Linked DNA regions of Homo sapiens: region 1 is linked to region 2. The links are chromatin contacts, found by Hi-C or POLR2A ChIA-PET in ENCODE. All regions are on one chromosome and are shown on one strand. Each heading gives the region's core, a stretch centred on a gene start or an enhancer-like site at or near the end of the contact. The rest is flanking DNA. Distances are from core to core; before and after follow the strand shown. Region 1 overlaps EFNB2 (ephrin B2). Region 2 has its middle 24 kb from the start of DAOA.

Region 1 (4,690 bases), core at 713-3,212, 1.1 Mb after region 2:
TATTAAATTCAATCAGGAGTCTCACTGACACACACTGGGAAAACCTTTAATACACCCAGAAAAGGAGTTCACATGATGTTCAGAAATAACAGAAACAACGCTTCGAATTATCAGACTAATGGGCTGATCTACTTTCCCAGCTAGCCTCAGTGATAACGCAACCCTGACACATTTTCTTCTCTGGAAGACGATTTATACCACATTAGGATGCTACTAAAATTATCAATAAAGAGACACTATTTTCATTGTGTAACAGGGAACTGAGAAAAAGTCCTGGCAAGGCTGGTAACATGGAAATTGGGAAAAATGATTATATGTATCTGAAGACTCCTCCCCTGTCTGTCTCTTTTGGGTCTTACAAAGGATCTGCTAACAAGCTTGGGCAATTCCATGAACAAAAAGATACATAAATGCATGTTTCTTGGTAAAGGAAGCTCAAGGACAAAAGAGCTTTTATAACACTGAAAGAAGACAAAGAGAGAAGATCTTATAATTAAGTTATGCAGCATTACTGAAACGTGTAAACTCTCTGGAGTTCCATTTTATGGATGGACTTCAAATCAGCCAAGCTTTTGGGGTCCATCCTCTCCAGCTTGCAGCCGAACACAGGTCTGCCTCCAGCCTGGAGCCTCACACTTCCTCCCCTGCTCCAAAGTTAACTCTTAGTTATATGTATTTGGTGTCAAAGGTGGAAGTAATAAGCATTTTCTATATCCCACCACATCTGGATTCCCATCAACCCTGTGAAGCAGGTGCTGTCATTATCCCCACTTTACAGATGAAGAGACTGAGGCAGACAGGGGTTAAGTTACTTGTCAAAGGGCACTCAGGAACTCGGGTCTTCCAGACCCCAGACTCTCAACCTAAGATGTTGATCTGTTTCTCTTGGACAGGGGGAGGGTGGTGGTGGTGCTGTATCCCCCAAGATCCCAAATGCACAGTCTCTGGCAAGATTCTGATGAATATCCTATTACAAAGATGACAGCTGTAGGTTAGAAATAAAAATGAGTTTAAATGCTTGAACGCAGCCATTATGCACAAGGTATCAAACAGAAATCCTCACCCCTCAATCAGAGGACCCAAATGACAGGCTGATGTTGCTGTATCACCAAATGGGATTACATTTAATGATGGAAATGTGGCTTTTGCTACATTTATCGTACATAAATAATTCATCAAATAAAGCACATAATCGCTTTATACAGCCCACACATTATTCTATATTCTAAAAGAAATCTATATGTTAAGAGGACATTTGAAAGCTCCTGTAACTATCTTGCTAAAGAACAGTGCATTCAGTACGTTTCAGTACTACTTGCCAAACCTACACCCCAGAAATAAGTAAATCAAAAGCAGAGAAGAAAACAAATATATGCTTAACATAAGCAACAGACTCTGAAGTTCTTCTGCTTTGATTCTTTAAGAATATTGTTTCATTATATTTGTGGAAGCATTTTACTTTATTTTGTGATTTTGCTTAGAAGTGGAGTACATGTCTAAAAAATAGCAAAGCTGTTTGTGAAGCTTTCCAATTTTACATACTCTTTATTAAAAAAAAAATAAAAAATAAAAAGCTATAGACAACTGAACCAATGAGGGCCCTAAGAAATGGCAGCTTCTCCAGACTTGTTCAGTGTTCCTTAAGGAAGACTTTGCCAAGGCATGGAGAGTGAGGGAGGCCTCCAAGAGGATGCCATGAACAACACAGGGTGGATCTCACAGAACAACCTTTAATCAAACAGTCCTTCGGAAAGATGACTTACGGACTATGCCACAAGATGTGTCTTAGCTATGGATTTGCAGCAAAATAATGCAAAAGCCATATGAAGCTAAATTGGGAGGCGCTTCATTAATACGGTTTTCTTTGTCTAACAGCTCTGCTGTAGCTACTGTTCACTGGAAAAGTATGAACACAATGGCATTCATTTTTCATCCATCTCTGACTCACATGATTTTGGTAGTGTGACGAAAACCTCTTTGTGGGTTATTTTGCAAGGTTTTATGCGAAGGTAGAATAACCAGCCCACAGAACCTTCGTAAGGACAGCTGTTGCAAAGGGTCGACACACCAAACCTGCTGACTCATTCAGCTCTGGGTGTCGCCTCTGAAAAGAAACTAAACCAGGCACAGAAAATGCTGCAAAGAAAACTCTACGGATAAAGGCTACGAACACAAGAAGGCTTTCCCAGTATCAACTGGAGCATTTAGTAAGTCTAAGACACAGCTTCCCTTGAAAATAGGCAATTTCAGAACAGTTATTTCATGAACATTAAAAAAAACTTTAAAGACAATAATAAAATAACTAGAGGTTAGGTAAATTAGCTACTCTATTTTTAAGGCAATTAAAGATCTGAACATAATAAAGAAAAGGTCTCTTCAGACCACATGGCCATAATATCTCCATCTTTGCATTACTTGAAGATTAGGAGATCTCATTATGCAAATCAGGCCCAGGGCTAATTACTGAAATAGGTCACTTGAAAAAGTCAATTCTAAACAAGAATAAAAACCCATATACAGATGCTCCATGACTTAGGTGGGGCTATGTCTTGATACTTGATAAGCACAAGGTAAGCTGAAAATATCATTAAATTGAAAATACATTTAATACTCCAATAAACCCATCAGAAAGTTGAAAAATTTAAGTGGAACTATTTTAAGTCGGTGACCATTCATATATAATTTTGCCACAAGTTAAAAAACAAATAACCATCTATGAGAAGAATGAATGAGGATGCATATCAGTTTGCCACATATCTCCTAAGGGGACTTAGTTAATACTTAGTGTGTTTAAAAATACAGTTCAAATTAAAAATTCATATTCACGTCTGAAACTCACAAGTGTGATGACTATATTTTAAAGCAGGTAACACCACAAATCAAATTAAATGTTTTTAAAGAATTTACAGAGGATCATGTCCATTTGAAACCACACTAACAAGTGATCCTATATTGCATTTGTATGCCCAGCCCTAAGGTGGCTTGAAACTGGAGGAGACCGCCATCATTAGCCAGAACAATGACAATACTAAAAGCGTTTTTTAGGGAAATAAATTAAAGTTCAAAGAAATAAAATTGACTTTCTCATTAAGCTTAGGAAGCAGGACTAGCAAGTAGGACTCTAGGTTCCTGGTTTAATTCTTCTGAAATGCTGTTCATGTAGGGTACTCCCCAATGCAAGTCAGTCCCTCTGGACTACTCCTCACTGGGGAAAAGTCAAGCACTCCTCCAAAGCATCAGGTCTCTTTTTCCTCTCCATGGAAAGAAACCAGCACACAATAACATATTTATTATAACACTGCTCGTTCTGAAGGCGCTTACCAACTAGACACTCAGATTTGGGGTTAAACCCATGTAGAATTTATTAAAGCTGAACTCAAATGCTAATATTATTTACTGTCTCAAAGTGAACCAACGATTTGAAGTGTTAAAAATATACATGTAAATTTTAATACTTTCCGTCATGCTACCTAGCACTATTTATAAATGTACTGATATAAAAATTACTAACTTCAAACACTTTCCTTCTCAAAAAAGCCAGTACAGAGCTTGACTGTGTGTGTGTGTGTGTGTGTGTGTGTGTGTGTGTGTGTGTGTGCATTTGTCTGATATGCAAAGTAGTGACTTTTTAAAATCCATTCATTGTTTTGGTGTCTTGGAACTTATGCAGAAGCAATACAAAGTCAATATTAATTTCTAAAACTATTTTAACATTTGTTCTCTGCATTTCCCATTTCCTTTCTAGGGAAACTTGTAGATCAATGAGCTTTGCTGTAGGGTGGGTGAGAAATTGGCTTCTATATTTTCCCAAGTATCTGAAACGCCTTCCTCTGCCTACGCCATCGTGGAAGTCTTTCAACTCTGCTGAAAGTCTCAACTGGACTTCCTGGCAAACTTCTTAGCCCTGAGTCCTCCACCCAGCCCTTATGACAGTCCCCCAAAGCAACATTCAAATAGCCTCTCGTAGTTTCAAACTTGAGACCCTCAATTCTGTATTAAGAAAGATTCATTTATCCCAGGCTACCATATGCTTTTGCATGGTAAATCGTAACTCTAAGGAGAGCTCTGATGGCCAGAGTAGTTCAGTAACTGCAATGAACCTGTTAGTGTGGTATGAAGAGTTTCCAAAAAAAGAAAATAATAGATGTCGTTATTGTGTAGATTAATATTATAATTATAAATTAAACTGCTTCTAAATACAAATCTCTCATGTATTAATAAAAAGCAATTATTAAATGCTCACCACATTAAGCAAAGAGATGTTGGTAAACAATTATTTGCATATCTTGCATATTATTTCACACTAAAGGTTAAACTCTTAATGTTTACTAAAATTCCACTTGCGCCCAGTGCGAACTTAGAATTTGCAAAGCATTCTTCGTGAAGTCATAAGCTAAAGTAAGAAGAGAGACTCTGGGTGTGTCGGCATTATCGGTGGACGTGGGCTGCATCCACGCATTAGGGACATGCGTTCACTGCCCTAGGGCATCTCATCTCTAGTGTGTCCCCTCTTCCCGTACCACGACCTTCTTTCTCCCACCCCACCTAGGGGCATTAACCTTCTTAATAAATGCATCTGATCAGTTTCAGTTGCCTGTAAATGTCATGCCTAACAGTAGCTTTCACTGAAAAAGTCTTACTTTAAAAGTCTTTACTAAGGCCAGGCGCGGTGGCTCACGCCTGGAATCCC
Region 2 (5,116 bases), core at 2,411-4,910:
TAAGTGTACGGTTTGGATAGGATGACTGCTGTTTGCAGCACAGACTTAGCACCTTGCTTATATCATGGCACAAAGTAGAGGCTCAGGAAACCTTAACTGAAATAACGTGAACTAATGTGCCATCTACATCTTGACTCAACAATTCGTCTTATGGCAAAACCCCACATCTACAAAAAATACAAAAATTTGCCAGGAGTGGAAGCATGCACCTGTAGTCCCCAGCTACTTGGGACGATCGCTTGAGCCTGGGAAGTTAAGGCTGTAGTGAGCCATGATTGTGCCATTGCACTCCAGCCTGGGCAACAGAGAGAGACCCTGTCTTAAATATGTATATAGTCTGTTGGGTTAAAATCAGATTACTGACAACTATATGCCTAAGAGATGATTACTTTTACTTTGATGACTTTGAATGAGTTATTTTTATGGTTCAAAACTAAACACAAATTTATTTTAAAAATTTAAAAGAAATAATCAAAACATAGAAGACAGGAAACAAAGATACATTTTAAAAGATACAAGATTTGGTGAATTTTGTTTTTACTTATTTGGAAATGTGTCAGATATTAGATGCGGCAAATAAAATGAAAGTTTGAATAGAGAAATAGATATTTTAAACATAAAAAACGATCTTTGGAGTCTCAGAATCAGATTGTTGTATAGTGAATTTCTCCCAAATGTTAAACGTTTACCTAATTTACATCTTATATAAGGTGCTCCTGCAAATGAGCAAAGATCAGAAACCTTCACTCTATTTTATCAGGTTGTTATAATGTTGATTTCAAGATCACTTAAGATACATGCAAGAAAATAAAAACATAAGTTCAATATGTATATGAATCTCTATATAAAATGTTTTACTTAAAACAGTAACTTAATGACATATTTTTAAAAAGCTCTTTAGAAATACTGAAAAGTAATAATAATAATAATAGTAATTCAGCAGTAGTATTAGTAGCAGTAGTCTGTTACAACAGCAAGAACAGATACATTGACCAATGAAATGAAATTAAAAGTCCTCAGAGACAGATGTATGTATATATGGAAACTAAATATATAATGGAATAAGGCCAGGTTACTTAGTAGAAGGTACAGAGAAACATAAATCACTACATGTGGAGAGAAATAAAAATGGACCCCTAAAACTATGTATACATTTGGAATTGAGCAGGGATTAAAGACTCAAATGTGAATGGTTAAACTATAAATTAAGGTCCTACACTGTTATTAATGATACAAATATTTATGTTTATGGTTATAATAATAAGTTTGGAATTATTTTGTCTCCAAAAACATAAAACATAAGGTAAAAGTTATTAATGTCATTATGTCATAATTAAGAGTTCCTACTCATTGAACCTTTGTCTACGCTGCCTTTGGATGGTGGATGCTCTGTCAGCCAGTATTGGAAAGTAGATGAGTTAAGGATCAGGCTGTGAGATCAAGGCCTAAAAAAGGTAAAACCCACCTGCAAGTGCACTGAAAGTTCTATTGATTTTTGTATATTTTTTAGAGAGAAGGGAACTCAAACATAGAAAACAGCTCAGCAGCTGATAACTAAAATAGCATGATAAGGTCCATTCTAACATTAAAATTTTGTGATTTTTCTGACAAGCCCACATCTGTATAAAACATGTATGAGGGTAAATGAGGGTAGCAGAAGGAGTTAGGATGTCAAAAGAGTACAGAGATTTCTGCTTTTATAGAACATGCTTGGCTTTGGAATGAAAGGGATATAAAAGTGATCGAGGACGGAGCCATCACTTTCCCACTCCCTGTCTGGGTGACCTGTGGCAGATTACTTTCTCCACATAACTGTGTCATCATCGGTGATCTGTGCGTAGTTCTTTTCTGTCTTACATGAGTCCTCTAAATAACCTGCCTTCCAATATCTATTCGGTGACAGCTCTGAAAGTCACAAATGTATTTCTATTTTTATATAATTAATGGTTCCTTTATGTTTATATTTCAACAGGGAATATTTGAAATATGGCAGATTAAAACTTGATGTCTCTTGAGAAGTTTATTTTAGCAACACCCATCATATTCGTGGTCTTTAGCTTTACTCAGTCTCGTACAAAACAAATAAATCAACCCTGAGAAGTTATAGATCTTAATCATAAGCATAACAGGAAATAGATTTGAGAATGAATTGTGTTGCAACAAATCTTCATGTGTATGTTTACAGATCTGTGTGCTTACGTTTGAAAGTTTGTGTGTATTGTGTGTTTTTGTAGGTGTGAGCATATTAAAATCGCAGGCAACCTCTGTATATGTACATATTGTGAAGCTGAAAAGGAAAATTAAATGAAAAATCCATCTTCTTAGAAAGTATATTTGTTCATAATTCACAACCACAGGAACAATTAGGCCCTGATTTTGACGTGTCAGAGGGTAAAACGATGTCAGATTTTGTGAGTTAGAGCTTTAGAATTAAGATTTCATGCACTGCAGGCGAAGCAATAAACACCACAGAGGAGAAGTTTCTAATTTTGGTTTTTATATTAGTATCCCAGGCCTCATCAGCCTGTGGGAAAGAGAGATAATAAAAATAATGTGTACTGTTTAAGATTATACATTTTCCAGTTCTCACGTATTTATGTCACCCTAATTTTCCATCAACACTCTTGACTACACTTTTATTACAGAAATTCTGTCATAAATGAAACTTACAGATGCGTTTAAAAAATACTGCCTCTTTAGCCCATGGCACATTAACATGAAATTAAGGTAGGGCAAATATCTGGATGGAGATCCAAATGCAATTAACATCATTAATAAGAGAAGGGATTTAACGGCCCTAAGAAGTGGAACTTGCCTGGCTGGTTCTTCACTAGAAGGCTTCAGGTCATCTTGACTAGAACGAGGTAAAGAGAAAATATCAAATTAAACAAAAACTAACTTCTGTGTAGACACTTTCTTCTCTTCTCACTGTGTACACATTTTATCCATTCACTGAGCTACAAGGCCCATTGCCAAGGTGCCCTCCACAATCCTGGTCTCACCAATGTTTTTGAAGGTGGGAGGAGCTATTTTTCTTGTTTTACTTAATTCAATACTTTAGTATTTGCTCTCATTTCTCTAAAAATCATTTCCATGTTCTTTGATGTATCCTCTCACTATTAATCTAGCTAACCTCTTTGTGGAAAAATACACCTTGTAAAGCTTTTGTATCTACTACAGAAACTACAGAATATCTGATCCATGGTGAATACTCAGAGAATGAATGTTGTGAAGAAACAAAATATCTGTCACACCAGACCACACTCTATCTATAATTGTTCCAGAAAGTTTTTATTAATATCACTTTTCCCATAATAAATTTATATAGAAGCATGTGTTGGGGGAGAACAAAAATCACAAGTCTTACTGGCATAAACTTTTTCACTGGTAGGAGAAGGTAAAATTGCCTCCAGCATTAGACAAACTGGAAATTAAATACAACACCTAATACTTAGTAACATTCTATAGGTTCAGTAGACTCTATCTTATTCTTTACTCACTAGCTTCCACAGATAAATGGAAAATATGATTTTTAATGTCATTACTTAAAAGTAGTTGGAGTTTGAGCATGGAGTTCAGCAGGCCACGTGGTAAAACCTACCACATGATGATTGTTCTCCTGCAGTTATCCTCTCCATAGCAACATAACATTGGTATTAACTCAAGCTTGATGATCACCAGCTCTTGGCAGTAATTCAAGGTATTCAGTATGACTCAAGTCTCTCAACAAAAGTTCCACCCAAACTAATGGAAGCAGGGATTATCTCAGGTTTCTGTAGTATCAGTCATCTAGAACTGAAGAACTGTAAATAATTATGTGAATACATTGCATAATAACATCACTGTTCTATAAGAGAATAAAATTCCACTTTCTCTGTTGATACAGTGTTGATCATTAAGGTCTCCTAAGGGTAATTAAGAAACACCAAAATAAGTTTTTGGAGAAAACCAAGGAATGTCCTTATTTTTTCCAACCACCAGATAATAATGATTTATTTTGGCCAACAGTAGACGGAATCCTGACTTAAAAGATGCACACTATTAAGATTCTACTTCACACATATGCTGTTCATGCCTTCTCTTCCTTCTCCTTTCTGTCTTCCTACTGACGTGAAATCTGATGAAAAAAAATCTTCTGCTTCTCTGGCCTCTTAGTCAGAGGATTATCTCTCTTCCAACCTTTATAACAAGGCCCTGCCATTGGGGACATCTTCTAAGAGAAGCCCTCCATCAGATAGTGACCCACACTTAAAGTCTGGCAACATTTGAATTCTAATGATCTTCTAAAAACTGAATATATGGCTCACACCTGTAATCCCAGCACTTTGGGAGGCTGAGGAGGGTGGATCAACTGAGGTCAGGAGTTCAAGACGAGCTTGGCCAACATGGCTAAACCCCGTCTCTACTAAAAATATAAAAATTAGCCAGGCGCAGTGATGTGGGCCTGTAGTCCCAGTTACTCGGGAGGCTAAGGTGGAAGGATCACTTGGGCCTAGGAGGCAGAGGTTGCAGTGAACCAAGATTGTGCCACTGCATTCCAGCCTGGGTGACAGAGTGAGACCCTATCTCAAATAAATAAATAAGTAAATAAAATAAAATAAAAACTGGATATAAAAGATTTTAATACATTAAAGATGACAATTAGATTGTCATATTTTAAACATAAAAATTTTACTTTTGAGAAAAATTTAACAAATATTTGAAGCTTATTTCTTAAATATTTGATCAGAAAAATAATAAAGGAGGGCATCTTAGCCTTTAGATGTAGGGAGCATTTCTTAGGGGCTACAAGTTGGAACTGAATGCATTTCCAAAATAGAAGTCCCAAAATATTGAACAATGGCAGTAATATGGGAACCAGAACACAACTTCACAATCTGTTTTGAAAAGACACACTCTCTTAGATATAGTTTAATCTGGTTAGCATTTGATTCAAGGCATATGCTTTAATATATTCTCATATATTAAACAAATGGCAAGTGAAAACAATAATATGCTAAGATATATTTTATGGTATAATGCGGAGAAGAGAGAGAATGCTTTAAAAGTATTCAGAAACCAAACCACTGCTGAGTATTTCAGTAATGACACACAATAAGTTTTTTCAGACATAGTC

Evidence for each region. A loop is a pair of places that touch in the nucleus more often than their neighbours do. ChIA-PET counts read pairs that join two places held with the same protein, here RNA polymerase II (POLR2A).
Region 1: a map of chondrocyte shows a loop between it and region 2 (2.0-fold over the local background). The contact joins two enhancer-like sites. A Hi-C loop is called at or near these places in 1 of 168 maps with a recorded cell type or tissue (chondrocyte). POLR2A ChIA-PET finds 5 or more read pairs at or near these places in 1 of 52 experiments (BJ).

What each region holds. Positions count from the first base shown.
Region 1 is chr13:106,506,074-106,510,763 of GRCh38, forward strand. All of the region lies in intron 2 of EFNB2 (ephrin B2), which reads right to left. Among named protein-coding and RNA genes, the nearest start is that of EFNB2, 27 kb to the right of the region's middle. Within about 2 kb of position 1,963, at least 5 of the 41 ENCODE cell types and tissues checked have a DNase peak (open chromatin) inside an H3K27ac peak, as active enhancers do.
Region 2 is chr13:105,439,436-105,444,551 of GRCh38, forward strand. No RefSeq gene overlaps it. Among named protein-coding and RNA genes, the nearest start is that of DAOA, 24 kb to the right of the region's middle. Within about 2 kb of position 3,661, at least 2 of the 41 ENCODE cell types and tissues checked have a DNase peak (open chromatin) inside an H3K27ac peak, as active enhancers do.